Linked DNA regions of Homo sapiens: region 2 is linked to region 1. A link is an interaction called in ENCODE POLR2A ChIA-PET data of the cell type or tissue named here. Cell type or tissue: OCI-LY7. All regions are shown on one strand. Links, peaks and the distances in the headings refer to the core of each region. The heading gives the core; the rest is flanking DNA. Region 1 overlaps PPM1B (protein phosphatase, Mg2+/Mn2+ dependent 1B). Region 2 holds the start of SLC3A1 (solute carrier family 3 member 1).

Region 1 (5,384 bases), core at 121-5,120:
AATTAGTATGCCACTGATCAAGTAGTTGCACAAGTTGGTAATTTTCCAAGGGTAAAGTTGAGCAGGGGGGTGACCTGTATTTACCCAGCTCCTACTTGTGCCAGGCCCCTTATTTATACACACACAGAGTCATAGGTAATCTTCTCAGCACCCTTCTTTTACACATGAGACTTACAGAGATGAGGTAGTTTGCACAGGTCACAAAGCTAAATAAATCATGCAGCCAGAATTTGAATTAGTCTGACTCCTATTCTCTTTACATTATTCCATGTGGCCTCTTTAAGGTAGAGATTATGTATGTCTGTACCCCACCTGTGTCTACCATGCAGGAAAAATCATTTCCCATTCTTTTGTAAATATCATGTTTATCAGTCTTAAGATACTCTATTTTATTGATTGAGACAGGGTCTCATTCTTTGTCCCAGGCTGGAGTGCTATGGCACCATCATGGCTCTCTGTAGCCTCAACCTCCCAGGCTCAAGCGATCCTCCCAGCTCAGCCTCCTGAGTAGCTGGGATTACAGGCACACAGCACCACACTCGGCTAATTTTTTGTATTTTTTGTAGGGATAGGGTCTCGCTTCATTGCCAGGGCTAGTCTTGAACTCCTGGGCTCAAGTTATCTTCCTACCTCAGCCTCCCAAAGTTCTGGGATTACAGACGTGAGCCACTGCATCCAACCACAAGATAATCTGTTTTTAATGGTAAATATTTTATAAAGTTGTTGAAAGGAATGAGTTAAGCCCAATTCCTTGTCAGTTATTTTTCACTTAAATACACATATTTATCTTAATCCAAAAACGGTTTAAGGCATTTTGATCTTAGAGAAGGGAAGGAAAAACAGGATAGATTAGTCTCTTTTTGAGCCCAAAAGAATCTCTGTATTGTTTTCAGATTATTAAATTTTGCATGCATTTTTCTGTTTTACTTTAAACGGATAAATGCAATACCCATAGCTGCTTTTACATTTTTATATCACAGTTTTTAGAACTATGTGAATATTAGTTTTTTCATATTTACTTTTTATTCACTTGTCAAAGCATTGCTATGGAGAAGACCTATACTGTTTGAAAATGCAGGCCGGGCGCGGTGGCTCATGCCTGTAATGCCAGCACTTTGGGAGGGCGAGGCAGGAGGATCACGAGGTCAGGAGATCAAGACCATCCTGGCTAACATGGTGAAACCCCGTCTCTACTAAAAATACAAAAAAAACAAAATTAGCCAGGCGTGGTGGTGGGCGCCTGTAGTCTCAGCTACTCGGGAGGTTGGGGCAGGAGAATGGTGTGAACCTGGGAGGTGGAGCTTGCGGTGAGCCAAGATTGCACCACTGCACTCCAGCCTGGGCAACAGAGTGGGACTCTGTCTAAAAAAAAAAAAAAAAAAAAAAAAAAAAAAGAGAGAGAGAGAGAAAATGCACTAACATTAGTCACTATGTTTTTAAGGTATGATTGACATAACACTTACCTTTGCTATGTGGTCTTGACCATTCAAATGACACTGTCTAAAATTATTCATTAAATTTGACATGATTCTTCAAGTAACATGTAATTTATTAGAGTCTTCATTAGTCATCAATTGTATCACATTTTGTCATACTGGAGAATTTTTAGTTTAAAAATTTTTTTGTCTGACAAGCAGCACGTAGGACTTCATAAGAAACATTTTTACTAGTGTTTACTTTTTCTCTACTGTTATAAGTAGTCATTTTAAGAATTTTGGTTATGGGCCGGGCACAGTGGCTCACGCCTGTAATCCCAACACTTTGGGAGGCCGAGGTGGGCGGATCACAAGGTCAGGAGATTGAGACCATCCTGGCTAACATGGTGATACCCTGCCTCTACTAAAAATACAAAAAATTAGCCGGGCGTGGTGGCGGGCGCCTGTAGTCCCAGCTACTCGGGAGGCTGAGGCAGGAGAATGGCGTGAACCCGGGAGGCAGAGCTTTCAGTGAGCTGAAATCGTGCCACTGCACTCCAGCCTGGGTGACAGAGCAAGACTCCGTCTCCAAAAAAAAAAAAAAAAAAAAGAATTTTGGTTATGAGAGCTGTGTTTCAAAAGATAAATATTGCTGCAAATAAATATTAGCTGGTTAAATTTTATTTTTTAAAATGTGCTTAGTTCCCTTCCCCCTCCTATTACTACTCTCTGCTTGATTTATCTAATTTCTATGTCTTATTTGGTGTAAGTTAGTATTTTCATCATGAGAGATTCGACTTTTAAGCTATGTTAGTCTAGCTGATAGTAAAAGCTTAAAAACTAGGGTGGATGGGAGATGTCCTGAATTCTCATCTCAGTAATTGCCTTCAATTTACTTTACAGAATAATTGTAAACATCCCAGCTGATATGATAGTTTAATCAACATAACTAGTGTTCTATAGTTTTATTAATTTTACTATATTAAGGAAATATAAACTTCAATATGAAATAACCTGTGGTGTTCTATAATAATTTCACCAATATTTCTTTAGTAAGAGTCTTACCTGTATGAGGTACTTCCTATGCAAAAAAGGTCACTCGCCATAATGTATTCAACAGAGCGCAAAGATAGACATTGATGTTAATTATACCTGTGCACAAATCAGAGCCCTGCCATTTACTAAGATTGTCACCGTGACAAATAACTTAAATCTCTCTGAGCTTTAGTTTCATCACTTATAAAAATGATAACTGGAATCCTTACTTTGTAGGGTACCTGTGAGGATTCAGTAAGATTATGTATATAAAGTTCTTAGCACAAATATTATTTTTCCTTCCTTAGATGGTAGGAGGACATAGAATGGAATATGAAATTGTCTTTACTCTAAAAGAGTTTGCAGTCTAAGTGGAGAGTCTTGTGAACCGTTGCAAGGTAGAGTTAATTGCTATAATAGATGTGTAAAAATAGGTGTGCTATATCAACTGTACGAGTTCAGATAAAGAAAGTGCAGGAACCTAGATAATAGGTTTCTCTTCTAATATTAATGAAAGCCCATGAGAGAGTTACATAACAGTGTTTGGAAAAATCAAATATAATGGCTGCGGAAGAGGTTTCAGTCCTCTATTGTCTATCCAGAGTGATGAGAAAATGTAATTTGCCATAAGATAAAATGACTTTTAAGTGTGGTCATTAGCTAAAGTTCTTCTCAATTTAGTGATTCTGTAATGTCAGCCATTGCAAATCCGTGTCTACTTGATTTATTGGTTTGGTTTTCTTTTGCTTTTTATTTTTTTATTTTTCATTTTTTGAGACGGAGTCTCACCCTGTCACCGAGGCTGTAATGCAGTGGTGCAATCTCGGCTCACTGTAACCTCTGCCTTCCAGGTTCAAGCGATTCTCCTGCCTCACCCTCCCAAGTAGCTGGGACTACAGGCATGCACCACCACGCCTGGCTAATTTTTCTATTTTTAGTTGAGATGGGTTTCACCATGTTGATCAGGCTAGTCTCAAACTCCTGAACTAAAGTGATCCACCTACCTCGGCCTCCAAAAGTACTGGGATTACAGGCATGAGCCACCGTGCCTGGCTATGGTTTGGTTTTAGTATGTCTTTTTTTTTTTTTTTTTGAGAGAGAGTCTTGCTCTGTCGCCCAGGCTGGAGTGCAGTGGTGCCATCTCAGCTCACTGCAAGCTCCGTCTCCCAGGTTCACGCCATTCTCCTGCCTCAGCCTCCTAAGTAGCTGGGACGACAGGTGCCCGCCACCACGCCCAGCTAACTTTTTGTATTTTTAGTAGAGACAGGGTTTCACTGTGTTAGCCAGGATGGTGTCCATCTCTTGACCTCATGATCTGCCTGCCTCAGCCTCCCAAAGTGCTGGGATTACAGACCTGAGCCACTGCGCCCGACCTAGTATATCTTTTAAAAAGCAACTTCTCTTCCCCAACTGTCACTACTATAGCAATTCACAGAAATACAGGTGATTAATAATGTAAGTGTCAGTTGGAAAGCGAGAGGTACTTTATCTGTTGAACTTGCCAAAATTGACCCAAATACGACAAATGGAACAACCTTTCATCCAACCTTATTAATAAGTCCACCTCCAAATTGAGTCATGCCATTTAGTCTATATCAGTGATTCTCAACCCTGGCTGTATATCAGAATTACCTGTCAGGCTTTAAAAGAACAACCCAAATCCACTGAATCTGTGTATTTTGAAATGGAACTTTGGCATGTGTGCAATTTTAAAAGCTCCACAGGTAATTCCAATGTGGAGCAAGGGTTGATAATCACTTTATGTGTAAATCTTTGAAGCAGATTTTGTTTTAATGTCCTGTAATTTTTTTTTAATAAAATGGTAGGTTTTTATCTTTTTTTTTTTTTTTTTTTTTTTTGGTTTGGGGGTTTTCGGGGGAAGAGGGTTGTAGGCCCTGCATTAAAAGGTCTTTGTGATATACCGTAAAGTAGAAAATTTCCTCTTAAAGACTGACAAGGTTTATCATTAGAGTATACTTATCACATGTTGTTCCATCTCAACCCTTCCTGAATAGATTAAAATGGGAAACTTTTTATTTATTTATTTATTTATTTATTTATTTATTTATTTATGAATGAATGAATGAATGAATGACAGGGTCTTCCTCCATTGCCCAGGCTGGAGTGTAGAGGCATGAACATGGCTTACTGTAATCTCAACCTCCTGGGCTCAAGTGATCCTCCCACCTTAGCTTCCCAAGTAGCTGGGACCAGAGGTGTGTGCTGCCACACCTAATTTTTTAAATTTTTGTTTTGTAGAGACGGGGTCTCCCCGTGTTGCTCAGGCTGGTCTCAAACTCCTGGGCTCAAGTGATCCTTTGACCTTGGCCTCCCAAAGTGCTGGGATTACAGGCATGAGCCACCAGCCCTGGATGAGAAACTTTATTTAGGGAAACATGTTTTAAGTCCACATAATAAATTTTGCAATTAAATGACAGCTAATATGCTTGTTGTGGAAAATTGGAAAATTCAAAGAAAATAAAGTATCTAGAACTCCCTACCCATTATCATTATATTGCTGTATTTCCTTTCTTTCCAGGTATTTTTACATATGCTAACATGAACAGATACACAGACGTATATGTATCCAAAAAGCATGGGCCATACACAGTATCATCTTTTTTTTTTTTTTTTGGAGATGGAGTCTTGCTCTGTCGCCTAGGCTGGAGTGCAGTGGGTGTGATCTTGGCTCACTGCAACCTCCACCTCCTGAGTTCAAGCAATTCTCCTGCCTCAGCCTCCCGAGTAGCTGAGATTACTGATGCACACACACCATACCTGGCTAATTTTTGTATTTTTAGTAGAGATGGGGTTTCACCATGTTGGTCAGGCTGATCTCGAACTGCTGACCTCAGGTGATCCACCCATCTCAGCCTCCCAAAGTGCTGCGATTACAGGCATGAGCTACTGTGCCCGGCCCAGTATCATCCATTT
Region 2 (5,384 bases), core at 288-5,287, 49 kb after region 1:
CCTCTGGTCCTTTTGTGATTTAGGCATGTAAAGTTAGGGTTTTCCTTTCAGTTTAGTTCTAGGAATGCTGCGTGAAACAGCCTTAGGTTCCCTGCCTCCAATCCCTATATTCTCCTGCCTCAATACAACTACTTTCCAAAACAGTTTGGCAGTTTCTTAAACATTAATTATACACTTACCATATTATCCAGCTATTTCACTGCTAGTTGGTTCCTAAGAGAGAAGGAAGCTATATCCTTAGAAAGAGTTGTACATGATTGCTCGTAGCAATTTTATTTATAATAGCCAAAAACAAACGAAAAAAATCCCACATGCCCACTTATAAACTGTGGTGTATATTCTTTTTTTGTTTTGAACCTCACTCTGTCACCTAGGCTGGAGTGCAGTGGGGTGATCACAGCTCACTGCAGTCTTGGCCTCCTGGGCTCAAGCAATCCTGCCTTAGCCTCCTGAGTAGCTGGGATTACAGGCGCACGCCACCCCGCCCAGCTAATTTTGTATTTTTGAGTAGAGACAGGGTTTCCTCATGTTTGTCAGGCTTGTCCTCAACTCCTGACCTCAGGTGATCTGCCCGCCTTGGCCTCCAAAAGTGCTGGGATTACAGGCCTGAGCCACGGCGCCTGGCCAGGAGCAGAGGTTTAATAGGCGGAAGAAGGAGAAAGACAAAGGAAAATAGCTCTCTCTCTAGTGAGAAAGAAGGGACTTCCAAGAGGAAAAGGTCAGCTGGTGGATACGCCAGATTTTATAGTCCAGCTTGAGGAGGCCGTGTCTGATTTAGGTAGGGCTCACAGGTTTTTTGGGTCAGGTGTGACGTTTACATAGCACACAGGGAAGGCTGGTGGCCCCACTCTAATCTTATTATGCAAATGAACTCTCCACTTGGCCGGTGCCATCTTGTCTGCTCCTTACTGTACACGTGGCTGGCAGAGAAGGGGAGGTGCAGCCGCCATTTTGAACATGTCTAGTCCCAGGTAGTTCTTTCCTGTCGCATCCACCTGTGCAAGCTCCCGGCTTGCTTGTCTATGTCTGCAGCTTGACTTTACTGGCTGCTCTTTGTTAGAAAATGATTTGGGGCATGGCATGGTGGCTCACGCCTATAATCCCAGCACTTTGGGAGGCCGAGTCAGGTGGATCACCTGAGGTCAGGAGTCGGAGAGCAGTCTGGCCAACTTAGTGAAACCCTGTCTCTACTGAAAATACAAAAAATTAGCTGGGTGTGTTGGCGGGCACCTGTAATCCCAGCTGCACAGCAGGCTGAGGCAGGAGAATCGGTTGAACCCGGGAGGTGGAGGTTGTGGGTGAGCTGAGATCACGCCATTGCACTCCAGCCTGGGCAATAAGAGTGAAACTCCATCTCAAAAAATAAAAATAAAAAATATTCAATGGGCATAATTAATAATAATGAGAGGTATCACTGGGTGCATTCAATGAGCCAAGTATTGGGATTTACTCAGTTTTAAATGTAATTTGTCCAAGATCAAGTAGCTCATTCCTCCATACCTCTATACTATACAATGCTTCTAAGCCACTCCACAAAGAGACACTAAGATTAGGGCCCCAGATAACTATCATCATTTAAAAGAAAAAAAAGTCTCATTATCAGATCAAACGATTCATAGGACTGTATGTGCTCCTGATGAAAGGGACATCATAAATCATTACATTCCTTTTTGTTGTTGTTGAGACAGAATCTTGCTCTGTCACCCAGGCTGGAGTGCAGTGGCGTGATCTCAGCTCACTGCAACCTCTGTCTCCTCGGCTCATCTCAGCTCACTGCAACCTCTGCCTCCTGGGCTCAAGTGATCCTCCCACATCAGCCTGCCTCCTGAGTAATTGGGACTACATGGGTGCACCACCATGTTCAGCTAATTTTAAATTTCTTTTGTAGAGATGAGGTGTTACTATATTGTCCAGGCTGGTCTCCAACTCCTGGGCTTAAGCTATCTTCCCACTTTCTCTATTTAACCATGTATAAGAAAAATAATTTCCCCCCAAAGTCATTTTTCTTATACCTGGCTAAATAGAGAAAGCTTTAAGCTTTAAAAAAAGTTGTGGTAAAACATCTGTAACATTTCAGTGGCATTACGTATGTTTATACTGTTATGCAACCATCACCACTATCATCTCAGGAATACTTTTCATCATCCCAAACTGAAATTCTCTGCCCAATGAACAATAACTCCCCATTATTCCCTTCCTCCAACCTCCAGTAACCACGTTTCTATTTTCTGTTCCTATGAATCCTACTACTCAAGATACCTCATCTAAGTGAAATCACACTTGCCCTTTTGGGTCTGGCTTATTGCACTTAGCATAATGTCCTCCAGGTTCATCTATGTTGCAGCATGTGTCAGAATTTCAGTCCTTTATTTATGTATTGGAGACAGTCTCACTCCATCACCCAAGCTGGAGTGCAGTGGTGCTATCTCAGCTCATTGCAACTTCTGCCTCCTGGGTTCAAGCGATTCTCCTGCCTCAGCCTCCCAAGTAGCTGGAATTACAGCATATGTCCCCATGCCCAGCTATTTTTTTTTTTTTTTTTTTTGAGATGGAGTTTCACTCTTGTTGCCCAGGCTGGACCGCAATGGCGTGATCTCCATTCACCGCAACCTCCGCCTTCCAGGTTCAACCGATTCTCCTGCCTCAGCCTCCCAAGTAGCTGGGACTACAGGCATGCGCCACCACACCTGGCTAATTTTGTATTTTTAGTAGAGACGGGGTTTCTCCATGTTGGTCAGGCTGGTCTTGAACTCCCAACCTCAGGTGATTCACTGGCCTCGGCCTCCTAAAGTATTGAGATTACAGGCGTGAGCCACCGCGCCTGGCCTAATTTTTGTATTTTTAATAGAGATGGGTTTTGCCATGTTGGCCAGGCTGGTCTCCAATTCCTGACCTCAAGTGATCCACCCGCCTTGTCCTCCCAAAGTGTTGGGATTACAGGCGTGATCCACCATGCCCAGCCTTCATTCCTTTTCAAAGCTGAATAATATTTCACTATATGTATAACCACATTGTTTATCTATCCATCTGATGATAGCTACCTGGGTTGTTTCCAATTTTTAATTTTTTAATTTATTTTTAGTTTCATTTTATTTTTATTTTCTTTCTTATTTATTTATTTTATTTTTTGAGACAGAGTCTCCCTCTGTCACCCAGGGTGGAGTGCCATGGCTCGATGTCAGCTCACTGCAACCTCTGCCTCCTGGGTTCAAGTGATTCTCCTGCCTCAGCCTCCTGAGTAGCTGGGATTACAGGCATGCACCACCACGCCCGGCTAATTTTTGTATTTTTAGTAGAGACGGGGTTTCACCATGTTGGCCAGGCTGGTCTTAAACTCTTGACCTCGGGTGACCTGCCTGCCTCAGCCTCCCAAACTGCTGGGATTACAGGTGTGAGCCAAGATGCCCAGTGGAGATTTTTTTTTTTTTTGTGGGATGGATTCTCGCTCTTGTCGCCCAGGCTGGAGTGCAGTGGTACGATCTCGGCTCACTGCAACGTCTGTCTTCCGGGGTCAAACGATTCTCCTGCCTCAGCCTCCCGAGCAGCTGGGATTACAGGTGCACACCACCACGCCTGGCTAATTTTTATACCTTTAGTAGAGACGGGGTTTGGCCATGTTGGCCAGGCTAGTCTCAAACTCCTGCCCTTGGTGATCTGCCCGCCTCGGCCTCCCAAAGTGCTGGGATTACAGGCATGAACCACCGCGCCAGTCCCGAGATTTTTTTTTTAAACCTCTGTACTTTTACCCTTTCTTCCTTGGCTGGACTTTGTCCAGCTAGGTTTATTTATAAACCACACAAAGTTCATTAACAAGACCAAGCATTCAGCAAGCCACTCTTCCACCTCCCTTACTGCAGGAAGGCACTCCGAAGACATAAGTCGGTGAGACATGGCTGAAGATAAAAGCAAGAGAGACTCCATCGAGATGAGTATGAAGGGATGCCAGACAAACAACGGGTTTGTCCATAATGAAGACATTCTGGAGCAGACCCCGGATCCAGGAAGCTCAACAGACAACCTGAAGCACAGCACCAGGGGCATCCTTGGCTCCCAGGAGCCCGACTTCAAGGGCGTCCAGCCCTATGCGGGGATGCCCAAGGAGGTGCTGTTCCAGTTCTCTGGCCAGGCCCGCTACCGCATACCTCGGGAGATCCTCTTCTGGCTCACAGTGGCTTCTGTGCTGGTGCTCATCGCGGCCACCATAGCCATCATTGCCCTCTCTCCAAAGTGCCTAGACTGGTGGCAGGAGGGGCCCATGTACCAGATCTACCCAAGGTCTTTCAAGGACAGTAACAAGGATGGGAACGGAGATCTGAAAGGTACATGCCCAGAGATCATTTAGGGTGGGTGCCAGGATGAGATTGGTTTATGGTTCTTTTGTTCTTCAGAACCAAATTATGCCTGGGTTGTTCAGTAAGCACATTCCATTATGACTGGTCATGCCAAGTTGCTCCTTGTTTATGATATTCTTAGAAAATCACTCAGCAGAACCCAGCAGTTATTTTACTAGCTGAAGGGCTATTTGCTGAAGGCCTTTGAGCCAAACGAGTTGTTTAATTTATTGCCCACTAAGTACATACAGTTGTTCAGTCATCAATTCTAACTTCTTAGAGCAGCCTTCCTTCTAAAATCTATGTCCTGTTTCTGGGGACTTTATAGTTGAATATGTCAGGGTGGCAGTTGGGAATTGCTTTCCCAGTATACGAAGCAGCTAGTTTGGCTGTGTGGCTGGGAGTGTATTAGTGAATAAAGCATAAATAATATTTTTTTAAAAATCAAGTGATATCTGTAAAAAGTATAGGCTGAGTCTTAAAGTTTAAATTCTAAAAAAGGAAGGGAAGTAGAAAAGGGGTAGCAGTATGCATTCGTCATTACTTGAATTAAGGATTGTTTAAAACCATGTCCGTATTAGTATAAAACAAGTAAAGAATTAACCAGGGGTAGTGGCGCATGACTGTAGTTGCAGCTACTTGGGAGGCTGAGGTGGGAGGATCGCTTGAGCCCAGGAGCTCTCAGCCAGCCAGCTTAGGCAACATAGGGAGACCCCGTCTCCAAAAAGAAAAAAAAAAAAGTGAAAAATTATTTTTTAAAAGCTAAGTTAATTTCTTGGTGGGTTATGTGTAAAACATCCTTACAATATATTGCTCAAACCAGAACATACTTCAGAGTAAAATTATGCCAGATGGCAGGCATACACTGGGAACTTCTGAGCAAATTGGTTGGTATGGTCACTCTACTTCAAGGCAACAATAGGAAACAAATAAGGAAACTAACAAACTAATGTTTTACAATGATAATTGGTTTGAAGAAAACAAAACAGGATGATATGAATGTGGAAAGTAGGAATGGGCTTAATGTATCTTTAAAATGCTACAAATGAATTC

What was found. ChIA-PET counts read pairs that join two places held together with the same protein. Peaks named below come from ENCODE experiments on the same cell type or tissue, not always from the same donor. Only the 100,000 strongest peaks of a DNase experiment are listed, where the experiment ranks them.
Region 2: POLR2A ChIA-PET joins it to region 1 with 21 read pairs; 5 of 35 experiments call an interaction of 5 or more read pairs at or near these places.

The regions. Positions count from the first base shown.
Region 1 is chr2:44,222,451-44,227,834 of GRCh38, forward strand. All of the region lies in intron 5 of PPM1B (protein phosphatase, Mg2+/Mn2+ dependent 1B), which reads left to right. Among named protein-coding and RNA genes, the nearest start is that of SLC3A1, 50 kb to the right of the region's middle. In OCI-LY7, for the core only: no CTCF peak of the experiment used is centred there; no DNase peak of the experiment used is centred there.
Region 2 is chr2:44,271,647-44,277,030 of GRCh38, forward strand. SLC3A1 (solute carrier family 3 member 1) reads left to right here and starts at 3,834. Exons shown (of 10, transcript NM_000341.4): 1 at 3,834-4,319. The coding sequence starts at 3,890. In OCI-LY7, for the core only: no CTCF peak of the experiment used is centred there; no DNase peak of the experiment used is centred there.